Regions from separate parts of the Homo sapiens genome. Here region 2 is linked to region 1. Evidence: chromatin loops called from intact Hi-C (ENCODE). Cell type or tissue: ascending aorta. All regions are shown on one strand. Links, peaks and the distances in the headings refer to the core of each region. The heading gives the core; the rest is flanking DNA. Region 1 overlaps CACNA1H (calcium voltage-gated channel subunit alpha1 H). Region 2 holds the start of C1QTNF8 (C1q and TNF related 8).

Region 1 (11,492 bases), core at 1,671-9,670:
GTGTGCCAGTGGCCCCTGCCCGTCTCGGGCAGACCTTGGGCTGCCATTCCTCCTGCCCGGACCCCCAGTGCAGGCTCTGCAACAGCCTGGAGTTTGACCCCAGTTCCTCCGTCTGGACCTGGCCTGGGGGCTGCCATGCTCCCAGGACATCCTGGTGGCTGCTGGGTCCCAACCCCGTTCGTGGAGGCGCCTCCCACTCCCATCGCCCAGTCACAGGACACACCGTGTCTAGCGGGCTCTGATCTTTACACCTCATCGCAGATTGGCTTGCATAATGGCTCAGCTGGGTTCTAGACTTTGGGAATTTCAGCCTAACCCATTAAACATAAACGCTGTGTGGTTACAGATGCTGTGTGGTTAGAGATGTTTGTGCTGGAGCTGCCCTGACTGTCGGTTCTGAGCTTGGAGCTCTAATTAGTGCCCGACGGGGCATCTCACCCACCACGGGAGGGCAGGGGCGAGGCGCAGCAGCAATGTCTCGGAGCTCCCCTGCCCATCCTTGGGTCCAGCTGTGAGGACAGCCAGGCATGGGTCTGGGAGGGCTGTCCCCGCAGAGTGGGGTCGGCCGCTCCTACTCTCGGCAGCACCAGGGTCTCTGCATGGACCCCAGCTGCCGTCTCTTTCTGCAGGTGGGCATGGCAATGACCTGTGGCTCGGGCTGAGGAGGCCTGGGGCCAGTACTTCCCCCCATGCTCAGAGGTGACGGGCCTGGGCTGCTGTGGGGATTCCGAGAATGGAATCTGGGTCTCAGGTGACCCCCCAACCAAGGGGTTCCGGGTTTGTCTGCACAGGCCCCGGGACCAGCCACTGTAGCAGTGAGCAGGGGGCTGATGGGGGTCCGGGGGCCGGCTGGGCACCAAGTCTCTGTGACCCACAGGGGATGCTCATGAAGCTCAGTTTATCAGCCCAGAAAATGATGGTGCTGGGAGGGGAGCGGGGCCGCCCCGCCGGGGAGCTGCCTCTGTCCTGCCTCCCCTCGGCCCTTCCCCCGCGTCTCTTCACCCCAGGGGACGGGGAGGGGGTCCTAAGGATGATGTGGCTTTCTGAGGGCTGAGTGTCTGCTACGGCTGCTGTGAGGATGTTCCGTGGACAGGGTGGCCTGGGTTTGGCTTAGGTGGGGGCAGAGTCCCCAGGCTGGGAGGAGGCGCTGGAAAAGGCCTGGGCAGCCTCACTCCCTCCCCCCAGGAGCTTCCCCCAGGCCCTCCGCACCTTCTCTGAACCCTACACTGAACCCCAAAGGTCACTGACTTCACAGGCTGCCACCTTCAGGTGTCTGTCCTGGGCGGCCCTTTTTGTCATTCCACTGACATTTACAAAGGACATCTCGGACTCTCGGACCCTTGGATTTCTAAGTGACACAGGCTGGATGGAGTTTGACTCCACCAGGGGCTGCTGTCCCCCAGGCCTCTCCCAGGGCCGATCCCCTCCAGGGCCGGGTCCCCTGCTGCCCGGGCCTCAGCCCCGGCTCTGACATTTACACACTGCAGCCGCCGGCACCCTCGGAGACAGCCTGAAGTTCAGGGCCGAGGGCCCTCCTCATGGTACGGTGCGGGGACGGCGTCTGACCGAGGCCCACCCTGCCGTCGCCCCGGAGTCCCCCAAGCTGGCACAGCTAGCGGCTCACGGTCACACGTCTGTCATAGGTTTGAGGGCTGAATTCTGACCGGGGCAGAGAGTGGAACGAGCTCCAAGTGAGAAATGGGGTGTTGGGGTGGAAGGGAAGGGGCCCCCCAGGACAGGCTTGGGAGGGGGCGTCCTAGTGTGCTTGGGCTGTGACAGAAATTCTGAGGACGTGGTGGCCGGGGACAGAGGGAGTGTGTTTCTCGGTTCTGGAGGCTGGACGTCCCAGGGAAGGGCTGGGCAGGATGGGGCTCCACGGGGGCCACTTCTGGGTGCAGACGCCTGCTTCTGCCTGTGTCCTCACCTGGTGGGAGGTGGAGGGGTCTCTCGGGGTCCTTGTTACAAGGGCATTAACCCCATTCCTGAGGGCTCCGCCGCTCCTGACCTCACCTCATCCCAGTCACCTCCCAAAGGCCCCACTGGGTCTCAGCGTCTGAACTCCATGGGGACACAAACTCTCCGTCCCCAGCAGGTGCCCGGGCTGCGGGCACCGCCCTTTCTCCCTGGGACCCCCGGGGTCTCTCCCGCCCCCTCTCCCTGAGGCCTCCCCCACTCCCTCTCCCTGGGGACCCCATGGTCCCTCCCCCACCCCGGAACCCCCCCCCCCATGGACTCTCCTGCCCCCTCTCCCTGGGGCCTCCCCCGCCCCCTCTCCCTGGGGACCCCATGGTCACTCCCCCACCCCGGAAACCGCCCCCCCATGGACTCTCCCGCCCCCTCTCCATGGGGCACCTCATGGTCCCTCCCGGCTCTGCCTGGGATCCCCCAACGGGCTCTCCTGCCCCGGCTCCTTGGATCCCTCCATGGTCCCTCCCGCCCCCTCTTTCTGGACCCTCCCCCACGGCCTCCCCAGCCGCCTCATTTACGGGCTTCTTCTGGTGCCCCCATATTCATATCTCAGAGTCCTAACCCACCCCCGAGTCCCCATATTCATATCTCAGAGTCCTAACCCACCCCCCCAAGTGCCTCAGAATGTGACTGTATTTGGAGATAAGGGCCCTTTCGAAGGGGGTTAGGACTAGGTGAGGCCACAGGAGGACACAGATGCAGAGGGGTGACAGTGGCGTCTACAGGCCAAGGACAGCAGCCGCAGGAGGAGCCGGCCCTGCCCACAGCATGGTCTCGGACTCCAGCCTCCAGGCTGTGGGAGAGTGAGCGTCTGTTGCTTCAGCCGCCGCCATCCAGCAGACCAGCATCCAGCCCCAAAGGGGCCACACTGTCCCTCGGGTCCCTCCCTGACCCCTGGCCAAACCTGGCTCACCCCCGGCCAGGAGCTCCTGGGCAGGTTGGGCCCAGATGCCCCTGCCCCTGTCTCCTCCAAGCTCCAGAAGTCGGGGTTGGGGTGAAGAGATGTGGCGGAGTGGCCGGGGCAGGCAGGTGTGGCTGCCAGGGCAGAGGAAGGACCGAACGGTGGCATCTCCCCAGCAGGGTGGCCCCGCGCCCTTGCCAGCCCCGGAGGACCAGATGGTGGCATCTCCCCAGCAGGCTGGCCCCGTGCCCCTCCCAGCCCCACCATTTTCCTCGGGATAAACTGAGGCTCTGTGACCTCTGTCAGGTCACAGAGACCCTGTTGGGTGGTGAATGGGTGACCCGTGGACACCAGGCTGTGGCGGGTGTAGGGTTCAGCCCTCCCTGCACACTGTTACTCAGACCTGCCTGGGAAGCAAAACCACAGCAGAGCCACCCCTGGCTGGGCCTGGCCGTCGTCTCCCCAGGAGTGAGAGCTGTGCTTTTATCTGACGCGCCTCCCGGGACTGGTGGAAGGGGTGTGTGGCGGCCCTGTGGGTGGGGTTTGGCCTCAGGGGCTCCTGGGTAGGGTGAGTTGGGGGTCCCTGACCTCAGTCACCAGGCTGTGGTGGACGGAAACCCTGGCTGACCAGGCATCGGGGATTGGGGGCCCCCCCATGGACTCTCCTGCCCCCGCGAGGTTGGGGAGGTGGGAGAGCCGACCGAGCCGCTGCTGAGTGGCTGTTCCGTCCTCCTCATTTATTTATTGATGTGTGTGTGTGTCGTTGTTGTTGCTGGTGTGATCTCGGCTCACCCCAATCTCCGCCTCCCGGGTTCAAGCGATTCTCCTGCCTCAGCCTCCTGAATAGCTGGGATTACAGGCGCCCGCCACCATGCCTGGCTAATTTTTGTATTGTTAGTAGAGACGGGATTTTATCATGTTGGCCAGGCTGGTCTTGAACTCCTGACCTCAAGTGATCCACCCGCCTCAGCCTCCCAAAGTGTTGGGATGACAGGTGTGAGCCACCACGCCCGGCCTCTTTTTTTTTTTTTTTTTTTTTTGAGATGGAGTCTTGCTCTGTCGCCCAGGTTGGAGTGCAGTGGCGTGATCTCCGCTCACTGCAACCTCTGCCTCACGTGTTCAAGCGATTCTCCTGCCTCAGCCTCCCACGTAGCTGGGATTACAGGCATGTGCCACCACGCCCAGCTAATTGTTTTGTATTTTTAGTAGAGACGGGGTTTCACCATCTTGGCCAGGCTGGTGTTGAACTCCTGACCTCATGATCCACCTGCCTCGGCCTCCAAAAGTGCTGGGATAACAGGCGTGAGCCACCATGCCCGGCCCGGCCTTGTTTTTTAATATACATCTGGTTGCCGGGTGATACTGAGGGGGCCGGGCTCTGCAGGCACAGGGCTGAGGGGCGTCGTGTGGATGGACGGCCAGCCCGTTGGGTGCCCTGGCTGGGTCCCTGTCCCTGCACACCGGGTCAGCCGGCTCCTGGGTGCACAGGCAGGTGGTGTGCGTCCGCATTGCAGAACACGGGGCGTTGCAGGCCGGAGCTGGGTTTTCACACAGATTGAGACCAGGCGTCGCCCACAGAGCATAATGTGAGGCGAGAGGGACTCGGGCTGCTGTGGGCTGGGGAGGACGGTCCCATAGCTGGGGGCAGAGCAGGGCAGGCTGGGTGAGGAGGGGGCACCCCAGGTGTCTGAACCCCAGGTCTGTGGAGGCCCGAGGTCTGAAGGGAAATCCCCAGTGGTGGGACTGGAGGTGCCGTGGAGGGTGGGCCTGTGTCCTGGTGTCCCTGGCGTCCCCATACCCCCTCCGAGGCACAGCCACAGTCTCTGGGTCCTGAGCAGGGGCTGCAGTCACAGCCAGGCCGTGGGGGGGCCAGGGAGGAGGGGCTGCTCTCCATAGTGTGTCGGGTGGGGAGTGGCCCACCTGGCCTTGGCTTTCCCGGGGCAGGTAGGGAGGGGCCTGGGCAGGGCGGGGCAGGGAGGGATGAGGTGCAGACTGGGGAGAGTGCAGGGTGTGCAGCGGGGGCTGGGATGCCGCCGAATAGGGGCCTGTGGCTCCCACAGGGAGGCCCCTTAGGTGAAGAGGACCAGAGTGAGGTCAGCCCTGGTCCACAGCCACCCCGCCCTGGACTCCCCGGGCCAGCACCCGACCTGGCCGCCAGCGTGCTGAGGACAGACCTGCTGGGCCGCGTTGGCAGGGGCTCACCCCGTCTTCCCGCAGGAAAGCGCCTTGGCGGGACTGCTTCCGCCAGCTTCCCGGCCAGACCCAAGGGTGGAGCTCCAGGCCACGTTCCCATGGAGGGAGCGCCTGGTCCCCTGGGGTGGTCTCTAATTTGGGCCACGGCAGCTGTGCAGTGGCGCTCAGGCAGTTATTTCTGGCCTGGAGAATTCCAGCTCGGAGCAGGCCCCACAGGCCCGTCCCAGGGGCAGGCGGCCGTCTTCCCCAAGGTCCCCTCCTGGCTGGGTTTCTGCTGCCCACGCCTTTCCCTTCCAAGCCTGGGGGCCCGCAGCACCCTCATATGGGGACCAAGATGGGCAAGGGTGAGGCCAGAGGAGAGGAGCTCTCACCCGGCATGGCCGGCCCCTCCACCTCCCACTCCACTGCCAGGACAAAGCCAGCCTGACCAGGTGGCCCTGACCGGGGACAGCTGCCGAGCCCCCGGCAACGGTGGGAGCTGAGCCAGCGCTTTGACGCCCGCGTCGGCCAGGAGAGTCTGGGGGTCTGCTCCAGTTCCGGCAGAACATCCTGGGTGGTCGTGCCCCCGAGGTCCTTGCCGGTGTGGCTGCACGCTGCCACCAAGTGGCTGGCAGGGCCTCAAGCTTCCCGCAGGCACGGAGAGGAGGGCTGGGATCAGGCACTTTTCCACTCAATTATGCCTTGAAAAGTTCCCAAATCAAGCTCTTTATTAGAGATAAATAGGTATATTAGGTCTCTTTCTAATTAGCATGGCTTTTAAAATTGTGCGCAGTTAGAGGGAGCTGTCCGCGTGTGCTCCAGCTCCGTGGTGGTGCTGCGAGCCAACCTCTCCTTTCATTCCTGGAGGTGGGGGACCCGCCCTCATCTCAGGCCTGAAGAGGGCTGTGTGTGAGTTCTCCACTTGTGTGTGGGGTGAGCCCGGCCCATGCACACAGCTACACACACATCACACACCCACACCCGGACACGCGCCTCAGGTCCCCACACTGCCCTTACACACATGCGCCCCTCACACATGCATGTCCCCTTTGCACACACGCCCCCTCGCACACGCATGCCCCCTCGCACACGCATGCACACAGGCTCACTCTGCTGCCTGTCCCTGGCTGCTGTGTGCTTCCGGCCCTCCCTGTCTCCCCACACAGATGGACACAACGCTCCCCAGGGTGAGAAGTGGCCGCCCAGGTGAGCCTGGTGTTTCCCCGGGCTGTGGCAGGGGCAGGAGCAGGGTCCGTGCCTGAGACAGCGCAGGTGATGTGATTGTTTTGGCCCCTCCGGTGGGTGGCAGGTGGGAGGCTCTGCGGGGTGGAGGAGGCGGGCCTCAGCCCACCTGGGTGCAGCCTGGCGGACATAGAGGCGGAGGCCAGGGCCGCTCTCTGTGGGGCCAGAGTCTCCCGAGGCCATTGCTCAGGGAGGAGCTCTGTTGAGATGGAATGTTCCGGCAGCCGGGAGTGAGCCGTCCACTCATGCATCAGTGATTTCAATCCCCCAGGTGGTGGCCTGTGGTGGGTGTGGGCTCCCCGCACCCCTGCGCTGGGGGCGGTGCTCTCCCACGGGCAGCCCAGCCCCCGTGCCCTCCTGTGACCCGCGGCGCCGGCTGGAGACAAACACTCCATGTTTGGCTGCTGCCCGGGCTCCCCACCCCCAACTGCCCGTGTGAGTCACGCAAGTCCAGGCGGCTGGCTCCGGCCACGTTCCCCTGGCCAGGCCCCTGGGGAGAGGGGCTCCCACATCGGGGGCCTGGCTGGGGTGAAAGCTCTGGGCAGGCTGCACATTGAGACTCAGAGCAGACTGGGGGTTGGCTGGGAGAGGCCAGGGTTGAGGACCAGGACAGAGGCCAGGAGAGCTCGCAGCCCCCCGACGAGGCTGTCAGTCACTGTGGCGGGGACCCCCACCCTGGCCCTCCTCTGACGTTGCCCAGACCCTCTGTTCCCTGCCTGGGATGGGGTGCAGGTGACCTCTCTGGAGCTGAGTCCTGAGTCCTGGGCCCAACCTGAGAGCTCCCCAGGTCAGGAGTCGGCCACAGGGTCCATGGGCACTGCAGGTTCTCAGGAGGGCAAGCCCACCTGTCCCATCTCTGGACAACTGGGTTTCCAGGGCTGGTACAGGTACCTGTGAAGGAGGTCTGGGCCCCACCCACCACCCCCGCCCCCACCCTCTGTGACCCGACACCCCCAGCAGCAGGGACTGGGGTGGGACACGGTGGGGCCCCAGGTGGCGGTTTCCAGGAAGTTCTGTGTCAGGCATGGAGCCCTGGAACCCGGTACCCTCCACCCCCGTGCGGCTGTGGGAATCCTGGGGCTGCCCTCGGGATCTGGCCTCTGGGACCCCTGACGGGTTCTATTGCGTCTGATGGCGCCGCGTTCCCCCAGTTTTCCCCCAGCACAGAGGGGTTCTTAGGACCTCACCCCTTCCTGAGTTAAAACCCTGCGGTGGCTTCTCCCGAGGAAGGAGACGGGCGTGGGGGCCGCCCTCAGCGTGGAGCCGGGAATCCCTCCTGGCCCCTCCCCCCAGCCCTGACCGGGCTTCCTCCTCCCTTGTCTCCATGGCAGCGGCCTCCGGGGAAGGAAGAGAAACCTCCTTCAGTCAGCGCATCCCCGGCAACCCTGATCCTGGATCGTGTGGCTGCCTTGCCCTCCCCCTTCCCACCCAGTTCCCTCCCGCTAAGAGGCCCCGCTGGAGAACAGGACACGTGCCTGTCGTGGCATTGGGGTCGGGGGTCCGGGGGAGGCGCCGCACTCAGGGCAGGCTCTGGAGCTCCCCGGGCACCGTCCCGTCCTGCAGGTTTGATGTACTTTCTGTCATCTACCCTGTGAGGCTGGGGGGCGGCCCTGGGGGGAGCGTGCAAGAGCACATGCGTATACACGGGTGAGCACGTGACCTGGCGTGTTGCTCCCCCAGTGGGGTCTGTCCCGTCCCACCTGCTGGGAGACTCCAAAGTCTGCAAACATCTGGCTCCAGAATTTCGCCACTGCAGAGGGAGACTGAATTAATTCCCTCCTGGATCGGTTAATTAACGACAGGTGCCCTGGAGCCGTGTCCATGCCGCCTGGGGAAGGTGCGTCTGCCTCGGCAGCTGTGGCTGCCCCGGTGCTTCATCGGATGCCAGGGACAGAAGAGTCAAGGCCAGCCGGGCTGTGCCTGGCCCATCAGGCCTAGGTGGAGCTGGTAGGGGAGATGGGACACCAGCCCATTGCACAGGGTGTAGGCGGGACTGCTCTAGACCCCAGGGCATCACTCCTGCCCACAGGGGGCTTCCGGTGCTTCAGGAATGGTCAGGCCCAGCCTGCCGCATGCATGGGGCCCCTCCCCGAGCCCTGAGACCAGGGAGCAGACCCTGGCCAAAGCTTCCCCTGCAGCAAGCACTGAGTCCTTGAAAGCTTTGGGCCTTACTGCCCGAGGCAGAGGCCAGAGGCCGGACTGTGGAGGCCGGCAAGCGTGGGACCGAGGCTCAGGGGTGAATGGGGCCAGCAGCCCCAGAGGACTCCAGGCGGCTTGGCCTGGGCACCTGCACACAGCAGCTGTCCTGTCTTTGAGAGGCATCCGTGGGGAGGGCTCATCACCTGCCGGCCTGGGCTGCTCGTTTCCCGGCCCTCACCCTCATCCTCTGTGAGCCTGGGAGGAGGCACGGATGCCGCATCAGCCTCCAGGCATCCCTGCCCTCTCGTAGGCATCCAGGCCCCCTGGTGGAAGGCAGGTCTCAAGGGGCTGGAGGGTGCCAGGAGTTGTCACGTGGCCGGGTGGGTCTGGGGCATGTGAGGGCCTTCTGCTCAGCGAGAGTGGAGGCCACGTGGCAGGAGGAGGAGACACCCCCACCAACCTATGCCTGCCCATGTGCCGGGTCTCAATTCCTGGTCCAAAGGGCGCCTTCAGTGGCGACTGCAGACAGGTGCGGGGCTCCAGCGAAGGGAAGCTGCCATTTAAAGGCAAAGCTGGGAACGCAGGCTGTGGTGATGACTGAAGTGAGGTTCACGTACCATGGGATTAGCCATTTTTTTTTTACTTGTTTATGTGACGACCAGCGGATTTTAAAGCGCACGGGTTAGCGACCTTCGTGTTGTTGAACCATCACCTCTGCCTAGTTCTGGAATGTTTCCCTCACTCCAGAAGGAAACCGCATCCCCATCAGCCCTCGCTGCCCAGCCCTGGTGGTCTCTACCCCGCTTTGTCTCTGGGTTTGCCTGTGCGGGACTTTCCGTGTGACATGTGGTCCTTCTGTGCCCAGTTCTTCCCAGCATCATGTTCCCGGGTTCACCTGTGTTGTGGCGTGTGGAGCTTTCTTCCTTTTCATGGCTGAGTAATATTCCAGCGTGTGACCAGACCACGTTCCGTTTGTTCACGGGTCTGTTGGTGAACACCAGGGCTGTTTCCATCACAGGCCATCGGGGTCAGTGCCGCTGTGGACACGTGTGGGCCCGTCTGTCGTGAGTGCCCGTTTCCTTTGTCCCTGGTGTAGGCAGGATTGGCGTTCATAGCCTCACCCACCGGTTATCCGGAGCTTAGACGTGCCCGGGTGGCAGCTGGACTCCTGGACGGTGTCTGTGGGTCCTGCCAGCGGCAGCCAGACTCCCACATGGACGCTGCCATCTGCAGAGTCCCCCCCCCCGCCGAGTCTGCTTTTCTGGGGAACCCTGGAGATGCTCAGAAAGCCTAGTGGGGCACGGGGGTCCATGGCGGGTGAGTAGACGGTCAGCGTGCGTAGGGGCCGGAGGCGGGGTACGTGGGGGGCGGGCGAGTAGACGGTCGGCATGCATAGGGGCCGGAGGCGGGGTGTGTACGGGGCGGGTGAGTAGACGGTCGGCGTGCGTAGGGGCCGGAGGCGGGGTGTGTACGTGGGCAGGTGAGTAGACGGTCGGCGTGCGTAGGGGCCGGAGGCGGGGTGTGTATGGGGCGGGTGAGTAGACGGTCGGCGTGCGTAGGGGCCGGAGGCGGGGCTGTGTACGGGGCGGGTGAGTAGACGGCGTAGGGGCCGGAGGCGGGGTGTGTACGGGGCGGGTGAGTAGACGGCGTAGGGGCCGGAGGCGGGGTGTGTACGGGGCGGGTGAGTAGACGGCGTGCGTAGGGGCCGGAGGCGGGGTGTGTACGGGGCAGGTGAGTAGACGGCGTGCGTAGGGGCCGGAGGCGGGGTGTGTACGGGGCGGGTGAGTAGACGGCGTAGGGGCCGGAGGCGGGGTGTGTACGGGGCAGGTGAGTAGACGGCGTGCGTAGGGGCCGGAGGCGGGGTGTGTACGGGGCGGGTGACTAGACGGTCGGCGTGCGTAGGGGCCGGAGGCGGGGTGTGTGCAGGGCCAGGGTGTACCGTGCTGGTCCTCCCAGGGCTGCTTGGGGAGAGCCTGTTTCCTTAGTGGTGTTTTGAATAAGAATGCGCGGCTCCCTCGAGGTGTCCCAGTGGGGCTGTTCAGAAGCTGGGCCCAGGGAGCCCTGAAGGCAGGGGTCCAGCCTGCCGTGACCGCACAGGCCCAGATTCCTGGACGTTTCGCTTTCGTAATTGCACACGCAGGGCCTGGATTCGCCGTGCAGAAAGCCGGACGATGCCGCGGCGTGGGGTGAACGTCAAAGGGTCACTGTGGACTCTGCCCACGTCCTGAGTGCCCTCGTCTTGTCCCTCTCCACGGCGTTCTCATCCTCCGGCGATTCCCTGGGAACGTCTCTGTACCTCTGCACACGTGCCCACACACATGCCCCTCGAGATGGCCTGCACTGTGGCTTCTGTCGTGAATGTGGTCACGTGTCCTCCGTGACTCGCTCCTCCTGCCCCGTGTGCCCTGGACCTGGCTCGGTCCCGATGCCCGTGGCACCACCGCCTCCTCAACGGGTGGCCACGTAATGCTTCCTGGCCGGTGAATGTGCCACGGCAGTGGAGATATTCTGCCCTTCTAGCTCTTCTGTATACAAGCAGTGCGCCCTGGTTCTCAGGGCCGTGACCACCACCATGACCGGCAGACTTCAGGGCGGTCCGTCCCACTCCCGTGGCCTCGAGGGTCCTTTGGAGCTGCCGCGGTTCTGAGTGGGGGTGGACACGGACACAGGGCTGGTTCCCGGGGATCTCCTGTACCACCCACTGACTCCCAGGGTCTGCGGCTGGCCCGGCCCCTCCTGGGTCTCTTGATGTGGGACCAAAGCTGTTGCTTCCTCTGCGGCAGAGGCGATGGAGTCCCTCAGAGCCCGCGACCGTCCCCTCCGCACTGCGGGCTGATAGCGCCTGTGGGAATGGGCTTCCCCGGTGAATACACATAGGTCGTCTTCTTGAGCAAATTGGAAAAGTAAGGTTGAGCGTTCCTGAGAATGAGGGGCCGGGAGGGGAGGAGGCGGCCAGCGCCGCGTGGGGCCGTGGGCAGAGCGGACAGGGAGGGAGCGGCCTCAGCCTTGGCACCCTCTACCCAGGGCAGGGAGGGGTTTGCCCAGCCAGGGGTGGGTACAGAGAGGGGAG
Region 2 (11,492 bases), core at 1,564-9,563, 86 kb before region 1:
CCACCTCAGTGTGGGGCGAAGGAGAGGGAAGGTTCCGGGTCCAGCCCCAGCGCCAGTGCCCCTCCTGTCTCTAGCAGGGCCAGGGTTCACCAGCCACGGCCACCGGCCCCAGCCCCTCCTGTCCTTGGTTGTCACCACACTTCCAGAAGCCCTGCTACCGCCCCCCCACAGACACACAAGGTGGGACTTGAGTACGGGGCCACTTGGGGGTGCTGAGGGGCAGCCTGGCCCCAGGGACAGCCTCAGGGAAAGAGGTGGATGCCGGGCGACTTGGGAGGCAGCAGGCTTGGGCAGTGGGTGGGGGTGGCGCAGCCGGGACAGAGCCCCTCTCCCTGCAGAGGGGCCATGTGTGCACAGCAAATGGCGGGCCCCTGTAGCCGCCCCTCCTCCTGTCCTGCGCTGTTGGGGGCCACGCTTGTTCCCCCGCCTGCCTGGGGAGTGGCTCCAGCACACACACGCGGGTTCTGCAGACTCTGGCCGGGCCTCAGAGCACCATCTCCCAAGGGCAGGGCACCCTCTGTCCCAGGACAGGAGTGAGGCGAAGTGGAGAGGCGGGCGCGCCAGCCGGGGCTCCCAGAGTCCCCACAGGCGGACGTCTGTCTGTAAGGAGGGGACGGCACTTCCTGAGGGTGGGGCTGGGAGGTCCGGAGTCTTCACACAAAAACGGCGGCTGTGTTGGGAGATGGCCCCTGACCCCCATCTCCTGCCACCCTGCCCCCTCCTCCCCCGGTTCCTTTGCCCGACGCCCACTGCCGGTTGCCCCCAGGCCTGGCCCAGTGGTGGGTGGTGGGGATGACTGAGCAGCCCCTCAGGCTGGGGCCCCACAGCAACAGGGAGGGTCACTGTTCCCAGCTGCTTCCTCCCAGCCAGTGTGTGCTGCCAGATGGACAGACAAGGTCCCCCTGACCTGGGGGCTGCAGCCCGTGCCCTCCTACCTCCCTCCTCGGCTGGCCCCACCCTGCAGGGTGCACCCTGATGTTGGGGGCTGTCCTCTCACAGACCCTCCTGGGGCAGGCTGTGGGCCCAGCTGCTCAGAGATTGGTCAGTACTGGTGGGGGCCCCTGTGGGGAGGGAGTGGGGGCAGGGCAGGCCCTAAAGAGGGGGATGGGCGAGCCGGGCACTCCATGGGCCGGGATGTCCCAGAGTGGACAAGGATCAAGGGGCCGTGGGGGCACCTGGGACCCCGCATCCCTTCATCTGTTCGGCACCCATGGGCCCCCATGAGCCCACGCTGGGTGCACCTGTGGGGGCTCTCCTGCCCCCACCCGGGGATGCTTTATGGAAGGCCTTGTGAGGGTTCCAGGCAGCATGGCTGAGCTGCTCCTGATGCTGCTCCTGCCCGGGCCCAGTGGCCGCGCTGCCACAAATAGCACACCAAGGAGGAGGAGGCGGTGCGTGGGAGGCTGGGCCGGAGGGGCTGGGAAGAGGGGGAGGGAGGCCCAGGTCAGGTGGAGGTGGTTCCAGAGACAAGTGAGCACGTGGCTGGGAGAGCTTCCGGGAGGGGCCACAGCTGCTCCAGCCGGGGAGGGTAACAGAGGCTTCCAGTGACCAGAGCTGGGCCAGCCTCTTGCCTGGAGGGACCGACCCACCCACACTCCCAAATGGGGCCCTCTCTGCCCCCACAACTGCAGCCAGGCCATGTGGACCTGACTTTCATCCCTGTCTAAGCATAAGGCAACTCCGTGGGGGTCTGAGGCTTCCTCCGGCTCTGGTGCCCATCAGGGTCCAATCTTCCTCCAGCCCCCACACATTCAGACAGACTGAGGACCCATGAGCCCCCAAAACTGACCCCCTGCGCTCAGCCGCGTGTTTCCTGCCAAGGACAAGCCACCACTAGAGCAGCCCCACCCTCCCGGCCACCGTGAGTGCTGGGTGCCCCTCACACCGCCTGGAAGTGACCGTCTTCCTTCCACCCTTTTGGCCTCCCCTGGGTCCATCCACACCGGGCAGGTGCTTGGCAAATACGCAATGTCGAATGAATGTCTCCTCAGCAAGGGTGCCTGGCACAGCTTTTATAAGCAGAATGGCCCCTCGGCCGTGAGGGCGAGTACCTGGGTGAGCAACCGGGCTCCGACCACCCCATGAGGAGGCACCCAGCTCGCTCTACCACCTGGCTACGCCCACCGCACACCCAGTACCACAGGCCTCCGTCCATGTGGCTTCATGTGGTCCTTTCCTGTGCGCCAGCCCCTGTGAGGGCAGGTGCGGGTCAGACTTGCTCCCAACACACCCAGCACTCCACATGGCCCAGTCCCTGCACACAGTCGGCACTCAATCAATCCCTGCACACAGCTGGCACTCAATCAGTCCCTGCACACAGTCGGCGCTCAATCAATCCCTGCACACAGTCGGCGCTCAATCAATCCCTGCACACAGTCGGGGCACAACCAATCCCTGCACACAGTCGGCGCTCAATCAATCACTGCACACAGTCGGCACTCAACCAATCACAGCACACAGTCGTCGCTCAACCAATCACAGCACACAGTCGGCACTCAACCAATCCCTGCACACAGTCGGCGCTCAACCAATCACAGCACACAGTCGGCGCTCAATCAATCCCTGCACACAGTCGGCGCTCAACCAATCCCTGCACACAGTCGGCGCTCAACAAATCACTGCACACAGTCGGCGCTCAACCAATCACAGCACACAGTCGGCGCTCAACCAATCACAGCACACAGTCGGCGCTCAACCAATCCCTGCACACAGTCGGCGCTCAACCAATCACAGCACACAGTCGGCGCTCAACCAATCACAGCACACAGTCGGCGCTCAACCAATCACAGCACACAGTCGGCACTCAACCAATCCCTGCACACAGTCGGCGCTCAACCAATCACAGCACACAGTCGGCGCTCAATCAATCCCTGCACACAGTCGGCGCTCAACCAATCCCTGCACACAGTCGGCGCTCAACAAATCACTGCACACAGTCGGCGCTCAACCAATCACAGCACACAGTCGGCGCTCAACCAATCCCTGCACACAGTCGGCGCTCAATCAATCCCTGCACACAGTCGGCGCTCAACCAATCCCTGCACACAGTCGGCGCTCAACCAATCACTGCACACAGTCGGCGCTCAACCAATCACAGCACACAGTCGGCGCTCAACCAATCCCTGCACACAGTCGGTGCTCAACAAATCACAGCACACAGTCGGCGCTCAATCAATCCCTGCACACAGTCGGCGCTCAACCAATCACAGCACACAGTCGGCGCTCAACCAATCACAGCACACAGTCGGCGCTCAACCAATCCCTGCACACAGTCGGCGCTCAACAAATCACTGCACACAGTCGGCGCTCAACCAATCCCTGCACACAGTCAGCGCTCAACAAATCACTGCACACAGTCGGCGCTGAAGCTCCGCTGCCCGCCCACCCCACCACACCCACACCCACCCACACACACACACCCACACCCACCCCCACACACACACACACAGACACACACACACACGCGCGCGCGCGCCCGGTGCTCAGCCGCGGGGCCCCTCACCCGGCTACAGCTCGGCGGCCGGCTTGACCAGGTGGCCGCTGAAGGTGATGTAGAGGTCTCCGTGCTCGCCGTAGATGGCGTTGTCCCGGTCGCGCTGGAACATGCGCACCCAGACGGCGTCGCCCGCCGCCAGCAGCAGCATCAGGCTCTGGGCCTGCATGACGCTGCGCTCGCTGGGCTGCGCGTAGAGCACGGCCGCGGGCCGCCGGTTCAGCATGATGTGCAGGTAGGTCTCCTTGTAGTTCCAGGTGTGCACGTTGAGGCTGAGGAAGTAGACGCCGGGCACCGTGCAGAGGAAGCGGCCCGCGGCCAGGTCGAAGGCGCCGTCCAGGTTCACCAGCTCCGTGTCGAAGGGCACCGCCTGGAAGTGGTCGGAGCTGTGCAGGCCCTCGCGCCGGCCCACGGAGAAGGCGGCGTAGGCACGTCGGCACGCGGCGCCCGGCGGCCCCACCTGCCCCTTCTGGCCTCTGCGGCCCTGCAGGCCCCGGGCGCCTGGCGGCCCCTCTTTCCCGCTCCTGCCGGCCCGACCTCGGACGCCGGCCTCACCCTTCTCACCTGCAGGGGACAAACGAAAGCCACGGGTCGGGGCCGGGCTGGGCAGGCCTCCCCCATTCCAGCACCCAGGCCAGGGGCTGGGGCTCAAGGGTCACTGTAAGGACACACTCTTTGCAAGTGACGGCCCCTCTCCCAGTCTCCGCGTCCACGTCTGTAAGATGGGGAGAAGCCGTTCTCCAAAGGTGTGGCTAGACCAAGGCCTGTGGCAAGGCCGTCCCCACCGAGAGGGTGGGGACATGGGTGGTCAGGGCCAGCTACGGTCTGCGTTGGGTGTTAAAGAATGAGAAGGCTGGGAAGGTCCTACCCAAGCCTAACCTTAGTACAGCCTTCGGGACAGCGCAGCCGTGTCAAGGGGTCTCAGAGCAAGCGGGCTGCCCAGGCTCCCTTCCCAAGGGGCTGCTACTTTGGGGATCTCAGGAACCCTGGCCCCCTTCCCCAGGATCCTCAGCACCCCACTTTGGTTCATGGGTCCCTCCCCAAGCCAGGCTTCTTCCTGCTTGCGGGGGGAGCCCAGGGGTCCCTGTGCAGGGAGCGCTGCCAGGGCAGACACTGGTGCTCAGCGTGCCCCTCCCGCCCCTCCTCCCAAGCCCCAGGTGCTCCCCACTCCCTGTGGGCTGTTGGGTCCTGGTGGGGGAGCATGCAGGCAGCACCCACGGGCCTCACCTTTGAGGATTTCGATGTCTATAGTGGGCCGTACTCGAGGCAGCCCCCTCCACAGGTCCCCCCTCCACAGGTCCCTGTCACTCACCCGGGCATAGGGTCCAGGGGGCCAGGCCGGGCGGCAGCAGTGCACACAGGGCCTCCTGGGCAGCCCGGGCCAGGCCCCCACGGGCAGCAGCAGTGCTAGGAGCAGCAGGGCGGGGGCTGCCATCTTGGCCAGGGCTGGGGGAGAGGAAAGAGGGGAGGGACTGAGAAGGAGGTGCCCCAGCTGGAGCCCCCAGACCCTACGGCAGCCCGGCCCTGCCCCCGTTGGGAATACAGCCAGTGGAGGCGGGAGCTTCTGCCTGGGCACGGACGGTCCTGGCCCAGTGGGTGAGGCCAAGGCCGAGGCTCAGGGGCTGCTACACTCTGGGCCGCACCAGGCACCCTGCACACCTGGAGTCGGGGAGTCCTGGTCCCCAAAGCTGGGGCCCCCACACCCGGCAGATGGTGGGGAAGCCGTTGTGGGACACAGAGGTCTCTGAGACAGCCCTCTAAACTCAGGAGCGGGTAGCCGCCCAAGGCCCCACCCACTGTGGCTGGGCAGAGCCCTGGGGCGTGGTGGCTGGTCTGCTCCAGGGAAAGGCCCCCCAAGGCTGGCCTGGGGTGGGGGGCCCTGCACAGTGCACAGAGGCACCGTCTCAGCCAGGCCCAGAGAGCCTCTCGTCCGGAGCCCCCAGGGCAGGGCCTGCAGGGGCCTCGGGAGGCCACTCCTCTGCCTCCCCCAGACTAGGGAAGGATGGTCCCACCTTGGTGCCGAGGGGAAGCCAGAGCCAACCTGGGTCCCCCTGAGCAAGGTAGGCCCCCTCCCAACAGCAGCTGCCCCAACAAGCCTGGCCCCCCTGCCAGGTGGGCCTTGCCTACCCCACTCCCCTCACAGCCACATCTGGAGGCTTGGCCAGGAGTGTCTTCCGCTAGGGCAGGTGCACGGGTCGGGATCCTCAATATTCCCTGAAGATGGGCTCTGCTGGACAAAGATCTAGGCTGCCTCCTTCAGGAAGCCCTCTGGGATTGTAGCACAGGGCAAGGTCCTTCCTCCTGCAGTGGGTCATTCCAGGTGGGTGGAATGTCTCTGGCAGTTGAGACACCCTCTGCCTGCCTCCCCATGAGCTCAGCAGACCCTGACTCACCCCCTGGCCCCACTGGACACCACAAGAGCCCCCCTGGACTCCTCCGGCAGAGGGAGCCTGGCAGGAGTGGGTGTGTGCATGCACGGAGGCCTGCAGGAGCCCCCACGGAGTTCCCGGCCGTCCCAGCCCCTGGCCCTGCCTGGCAGACAATCAGGGCTGGATCATGCTCCGCTGGGGTTCAGGGGGAGCCCGACCTGCCCAGGGCGGCTGTGAAGACTCCCACAACCAGCCCCAGGCCCTGTGCTTCCTGTTACCGTCTCAGGGATGCTCCCTGCCTGGCCGGCCGTCTGTGTTACTGTCCCAGCAACCCAGCCGTCAAAGAGCCCTTTCATGCCCGCCTGGGCGCCCGTGGCTTCCTCTGGGCTGTCCAAGAGCAACAGGCCGAGAGGCCAGCTCCGCCGAGCCCTGGACAGGATCCTGGCAGGGCCCCTGTGTCCACTGCGAAGCCTGCCTCGCGGCCCCAGGGTCCTCCTGCCAGCCCCGTGCCCATGAGCGGGGCTGGGGCCCGGCGTCTTGGCCGGCTGGGTTGGGGGATGGTGCCGTGGGCACGCAGCTCTCCTCCATCGGGAAACCAAGCCTGCTGCCCGCCTGGGGTGCGGCGCCCTGAGGAGAAGCAGGCAGATGGAAGCTGTGGCTGGGCGGGCCCGGCGGGGGGGCTGTAGGCCGAGGCCCGTGTTCGGGGCCCAGACCAGGGCCTCCATGCTGCACGGGGCCCCCATGGCCACCAAGCCACCGGGTGACGCACAGCCCTCATGCTGCTGGCGGGGAAGCCAGGCTGGATGGAGCCCAGGAGCGCAGCCTCCCCAGGCTCCGTGGGGTCTCTTCATTCCCTCATGACACCCCTGGGGAGGCCCCGCACCAGCCCCGCCTCTCAGCGGATAAGGACTGGGCCGGACGACTCGCGGGAATGACTTCTAGGCCTCCCAGGCCTCAGCGGGCGGGGGCTCCATTCTCTGTGGGCCCCAGGCCAAGCCCACACAGCACCTTGGCCTTGTCCCGCTCCGACCCTGGGCCTCTGGACACGGACACGCGGCCATTCCCCACAGGTCCTTCCTCCACAAGCCGGCCCCTGTTGTGGGAGGTGCTGGACGTGGCAGGAGAATTGTGGCGGCCTTGCCTGAAAGCAGGCTGTGGGCGGGGAGGGGCCCCGAGCTGGCTCAGTCCCCTCGGCAGATTTGTGTGCGACCTGGGGTCCCGCTCTCCCCGCAGCCCCTCAGCTTGGCCTGGCCCTCAGCACCCCCATGCTAAAGACCGAGGAGGAAAGGAGGACAGGAGGTGAGGGGAGACCAAGGGGTCCCCCCTGTGGGAGCTTCGTGTGCCAGGCTGCGGGCAACGGGCTGGGGAGGGCTGTGGTGGGGACCGCACCAGCTGTAGCCGGTTCCAGGCTCCCCCCTCCAGGTGGCCCTGGGCGGTGACAGCTCACCCTTGGCAGCGGCACCCACTAGGCCCAGCGGCCCCCTCTGGGGACAGCCATCTTCACCCTGTTGGCTGTGGTGACACAGATGGGGTGTGAAGACCTGAGCGCCTGTGACTATGGCACCTGCATCCGACCGAGCCGGCTCAGCGTGGCTGTGCCCTGGGCGGCGAGAACACAGCTCTGCAGATGTGTCCCAGTGGGACAGTGTGCTCCTGGGGCTTGCAGAGAAAGACGGGCGGACGCCCACACTCTGCTGTGCCCTGGGTCTGAGCCTCAGCCTCCCATGCCCGTGAAATGGGCACCCATGGAGCTCAGAAGTATCCAGAGCGTCCCTGAGGCCTAGACACAGGGAACCCTGTGCCCCTCAGTGCCCCCCGACGCCAGCAGAACTGCCCCCTAAAAAGAGAGGCATGTTCCTGACAGTCCCCCTTGAGGGCAGGTCCCAGAGCCTCCCCACGCACAGAGCAGGGTGGAGGGAGGCTGAGGGGTGGGTGAACGGCCCGGGAAGGGTGCCTTTGGGTCCCTTGGGTTCGGGTGGCCCGGGATGACCCGTCCTGGGGAGAGTCCGTCTGGGCAGGCGGCTGGCAGGGCCGATGCCTGAACTATGTGGCACAGAAGCTGCAGGCCAGGCCTGAGTGGGGTGGGCAGGGAGCGCGGGGGGTGACTCAGTGGGGCAGGACAGCATGTCTCCTGGACAGAAATAGCCCTGGCCAGGCATGACCGCGGCATTGCCGTGGCGACGGGGGAGCGGCTGCTGCCGGGTGCCCTGGGGCCCACCCCCCACAGACACCCAGCAGCGTCCCAGGCGGGCCCCGGGAGGGCCGCCCCCTCTCCGTGCTGCGGGGCGCTTGTGCCAGTGAGGTGCGGGTGGAGGTGCCAGGCACTGGGGGAGGGGGCCTCAGCAAGACCCCCGACTCCACCCCTCTCTCCCAGCCTTCAGCTCCCTGCTGTACAGACTGGGGGCTCCTGGACGCCTGGGCTCACTCAGCCCCCGAGAGGAGTGGATGATCTTTCTAAAGGAAGGCGTTTGGGGTCCACCCAGAAAGTGGGGAGGGCTCCATCCCTGGGTTTCAGGATTTTACTACTAGACTGCGAAAGTCTGGGCCTCCTTTTTCAGCACAAGGCGGGCGGCCCCCGCGTGCCCTAGTCCAGTGGTCTGCCTGCACGTGGGGGAGTGGGGAGGTCAGGAAATTGGGGGCGGGGGTGTTGGCCCCTCTCCAGCCGGGGAGTCGCCCCCATTGCTGCAGCCATCAGCCTGGCCCTGACGTGGGAGCACAGTGGGCGCAGGGACCCCTGGGCTCAGTGTCCCCAGCTGTAAAGTGCACGTGAGGCCTGACATTGGAACCTGCCTTGTGCTCGGAACAGCGCCTGGCTCCGTGTTCCCAGGCTGGTGCCACCAGCCAGCCTCAGCGACTCCTTCCAGGCCCCCTCCCCCGTGCCCCAACCCTCGGCTTCTCATCAGCCACCCCCTCCCCGAGGGGACATGCCAGAGCGCTGCCTGGGCCTGGGCAATAATGAGGCCTGAGTGCGCGGCCGGCGCGGAGGGACCATTATCTCCCAAGGCTCTTAATGGCCACTGGCCGAGAGTACATGTGATGAGCCGCCACAGGAGGTGACAGCAGCCGGCAGCTCCCTGTGGGGCTGGAGCAGACACGGCACGGGGACCTCACCCCAAACCCACACCCACGGAGGCTGGCACGGGGTCTGAGTTCCACCCAGAGCCCTGGATGCGGGATGGGGCAGTGCCAGGCCACCCCTCCTGCAGCTGCCACCCACCCACACCCTCCCCCTCCCTGGCCATGGTGTCCCAGGTGGCAGGGAGTGAAGCCCCCACCCAGGAGCCTCCCGTGGCTCAGGGGCCTTTGAGTTCACCAGCTTCTGCCTGGCTCCAGGCCCCCCCATGCCAGGGGGACTGCAGAGAGGCGGTTCCTCGTTCCCCCGGCAGGTCACTGCTCCAGACCGTCTGGTGCTCTTGAGCAGCTTTGAGGGGCTGCGTGCACAGGACATGAGCTGCCTGCAGCCCCCGGGTGAGGCTCCACGCTGGGTCCTCTTCTCTGTTCCTGGCTGCTCAGACCCAGTGGCAACAGCACCCAGGGTGAATTTTAATGGCCCCAAAGAATGAGAGTCGGGCCCTGGTTGTCGCCGTGGTGACCGGCGGCTCCTAACGAACAACATGGCTTCCGTGGTGACAGGAGGTGACATTTTCTCTGGAACATCCTGTGCTGGAGAGAAGGTTCTGGAAGCTCTCAGGCCCACCTTTCAGGGTCAGGGTCTGCCCCTCTGGGAGGGGCCAGGTGGGCAGAGGAATCGTTGCTGCCCGGCAGTGGGGCTCCGAGCTGGTGGGGGGCCCGGTCCGGTCAGCAATGAGCCTATCGCAGCACGGCCTCTCCCAAATCACAGCAGCTGCCCTGCTCCCTGGGCGGTCCCGGGGCTGCAGGAGAAAGGGCAGGAGGACCCATCCGTGCTAAGGCTTGGAGCTGAATCACGTGGCAGGGCCTGGGCTTTCCCGGGCCTCGGCGTCCTGTCTGCAAAACGGGGATAAGTACCCTCTCTCCGGGGTCACCAGCATGGGCTGGGGCCTGGCCACTGCCTACATGCAGCTCCCCCCACCACCAGACAGCAGGGGGGACCGCCTGAGTCCATCCCACCTGCTGGGGGTGCCCTCGCACGCCCCCGCCACACACACCTCTTCCTCCCACAGGGCCCAGGGCTGAGGGAGAGGGGCTGCCTGGGCAGGCACCCGGGTGAGAGAGCCCAGAGACCTGAAGGGCTTGGCCTCAGTGAGCTCCAGATGAGGCGAGAGGCCCAGCCCTTGTACCTTGGCCTGTGCTGTGGAAGTCAGGCCCCCTCCTCCAGGAAGCCCTCCCTGCCCCACCTGCTCACACACAGCCTCGCCCAGATTTCTCCCCGTGCAGGCTCCGCCCGCCAGGTGACCGTGCTGGCAGTCAGCACCGTCCCCTCCCCACAGCAAACAGCAGGAGACTTGGGGTGGCGTTTTTCCTCTCCAGCAGTGGCCTCTGCAGGGGGTGTCAGCAGGTGGGGGAGAGAGGTCCGGTAGCCCCACTTGAAAGGCGCCCCACTCTCCTCCCAGCGCCCCCCGCGCAGCATCTTCCACCTGCTGATCTCACCCAGCTCACAGGTGTCCCAGTGGGTGGTTGAGGCAGAGGGGCTTGTACCTGTTACCTCCCCGTCCCCTCCAGGCTGGTATAGGAGCCCTATGGGCCTGGGTCTTGGAGACGGCACCCCCACCTACATGCTCTCCGGGTGGGCCCCATCCTGGGGGGTGCGGGAGGGACCCCCTGCCGATCTGCCTGTCTAAGTCTGGGAGTCCTGGGGACAGTGGGGCTGCGGAAGGGGGCAGTCTGGGTGGGACCCACCTGGAGGATCCTCCCAGCTGGTGCACCAGCAGTGGGAGGAGCTCCGGGCAGAGCGAGTGCCCAGTCTCAAAGGATATGAAGTTGAGGCTGGGGGCCTAGAGGTGCAGGGGGAGGAGGTGGGGAGGCGCGGGGGGAGGGGGCGGGGAGGTGCGGGGGGAGGGGGCGGGGAGGTGCAGGGGTCCCAAAGGATGTCCCAAGGCCCCAAGACTCTGGCGAAAGGACGGAGGAGCCAGCACTGGTGGGGGAGCGGGGAGGCGAGCAGGGAGCGGAGCCGGATGGCCAGGCTCTGGGCTGGACACGCCATCCGTGGCTGGGCTGTGCTGTGGAGCCCCAGCCCTCACCTGCTCTTGTCCTGCCCTCTGAGGCCCGGGGGCTCCTGCTCCTGGGCTCTGACACCAACCCTGTCATCCCACGGATGAGTCCGTGGGTAGAGCTGCCACACGGGGGACTGAGACTCCAGCCCAGACGGACAGTGAGGGGAAGCCCCGCCCTGGCGCACACGCCCCGTGTGGAAAGCTAACGTGCTCTTTATTTGGGAGACGGGACAGAAAACGCAGGACGGCGCCTGCACGGTGCCAGATACTCACTGGCAGCCAGGCGCAGCTGCAGGACCGTGGGGTAGCGGCGTGGTGGCCATGCACGCCTGGCGGTCGACATAGAGGCTGTTGGTCTTGACGGCGATGTTTTTCTCCAGGCTCCTGCACGTACTCCAGGTTGCCCAGCGACTGCTCCACTTCTAGAAGCTTCTCCCGCAGCACCACCAGGGACGCATGCAGCCCCTCCACCTCATTCCCCAGCCTGAGGGTGCGGGG

What was found. Peaks named below come from ENCODE experiments on the same cell type or tissue, not always from the same donor. Only the 100,000 strongest peaks of a DNase experiment are listed, where the experiment ranks them.
Region 2: a loop joins it to region 1, with 6 times the contacts of the local background. A loop is called at or near these places in 84 of 110 quality-filtered maps.

What each region holds. Positions count from the first base shown.
Region 1 is chr16:1,175,844-1,187,335 of GRCh38, forward strand. All of the region lies in intron 2 of CACNA1H (calcium voltage-gated channel subunit alpha1 H), which reads left to right. Among named protein-coding and RNA genes, the nearest start is that of CACNA1H, 28 kb to the left of the region's middle. In ascending aorta, for the core only: no CTCF peak of the experiment used is centred there; DNase peaks (open chromatin) are centred at 5,128, 6,648 and 7,579; H3K4me3 peaks cover 2,331 bases; H3K27ac peaks cover 3,160 bases.
Region 2 is chr16:1,089,995-1,101,486 of GRCh38, forward strand. It overlaps C1QTNF8 (C1q and TNF related 8), which reads right to left and starts at 6,250. Exons shown (of 5, transcript NM_207419.3): 1 at 6,162-6,250; 2 at 5,621-5,794; 3 at 4,721-4,939; 4 at 3,503-4,057; 5 at 1-600. The coding sequence starts at 4,928. The coding sequence ends at 3,507. In ascending aorta, for the core only: a CTCF peak has its summit at 5,918 (motif pointing right); DNase peaks (open chromatin) are centred at 5,893, 6,277, 6,764 and 7,947; H3K4me3 peaks cover 1,428 bases; H3K27ac peaks cover 6,172 bases.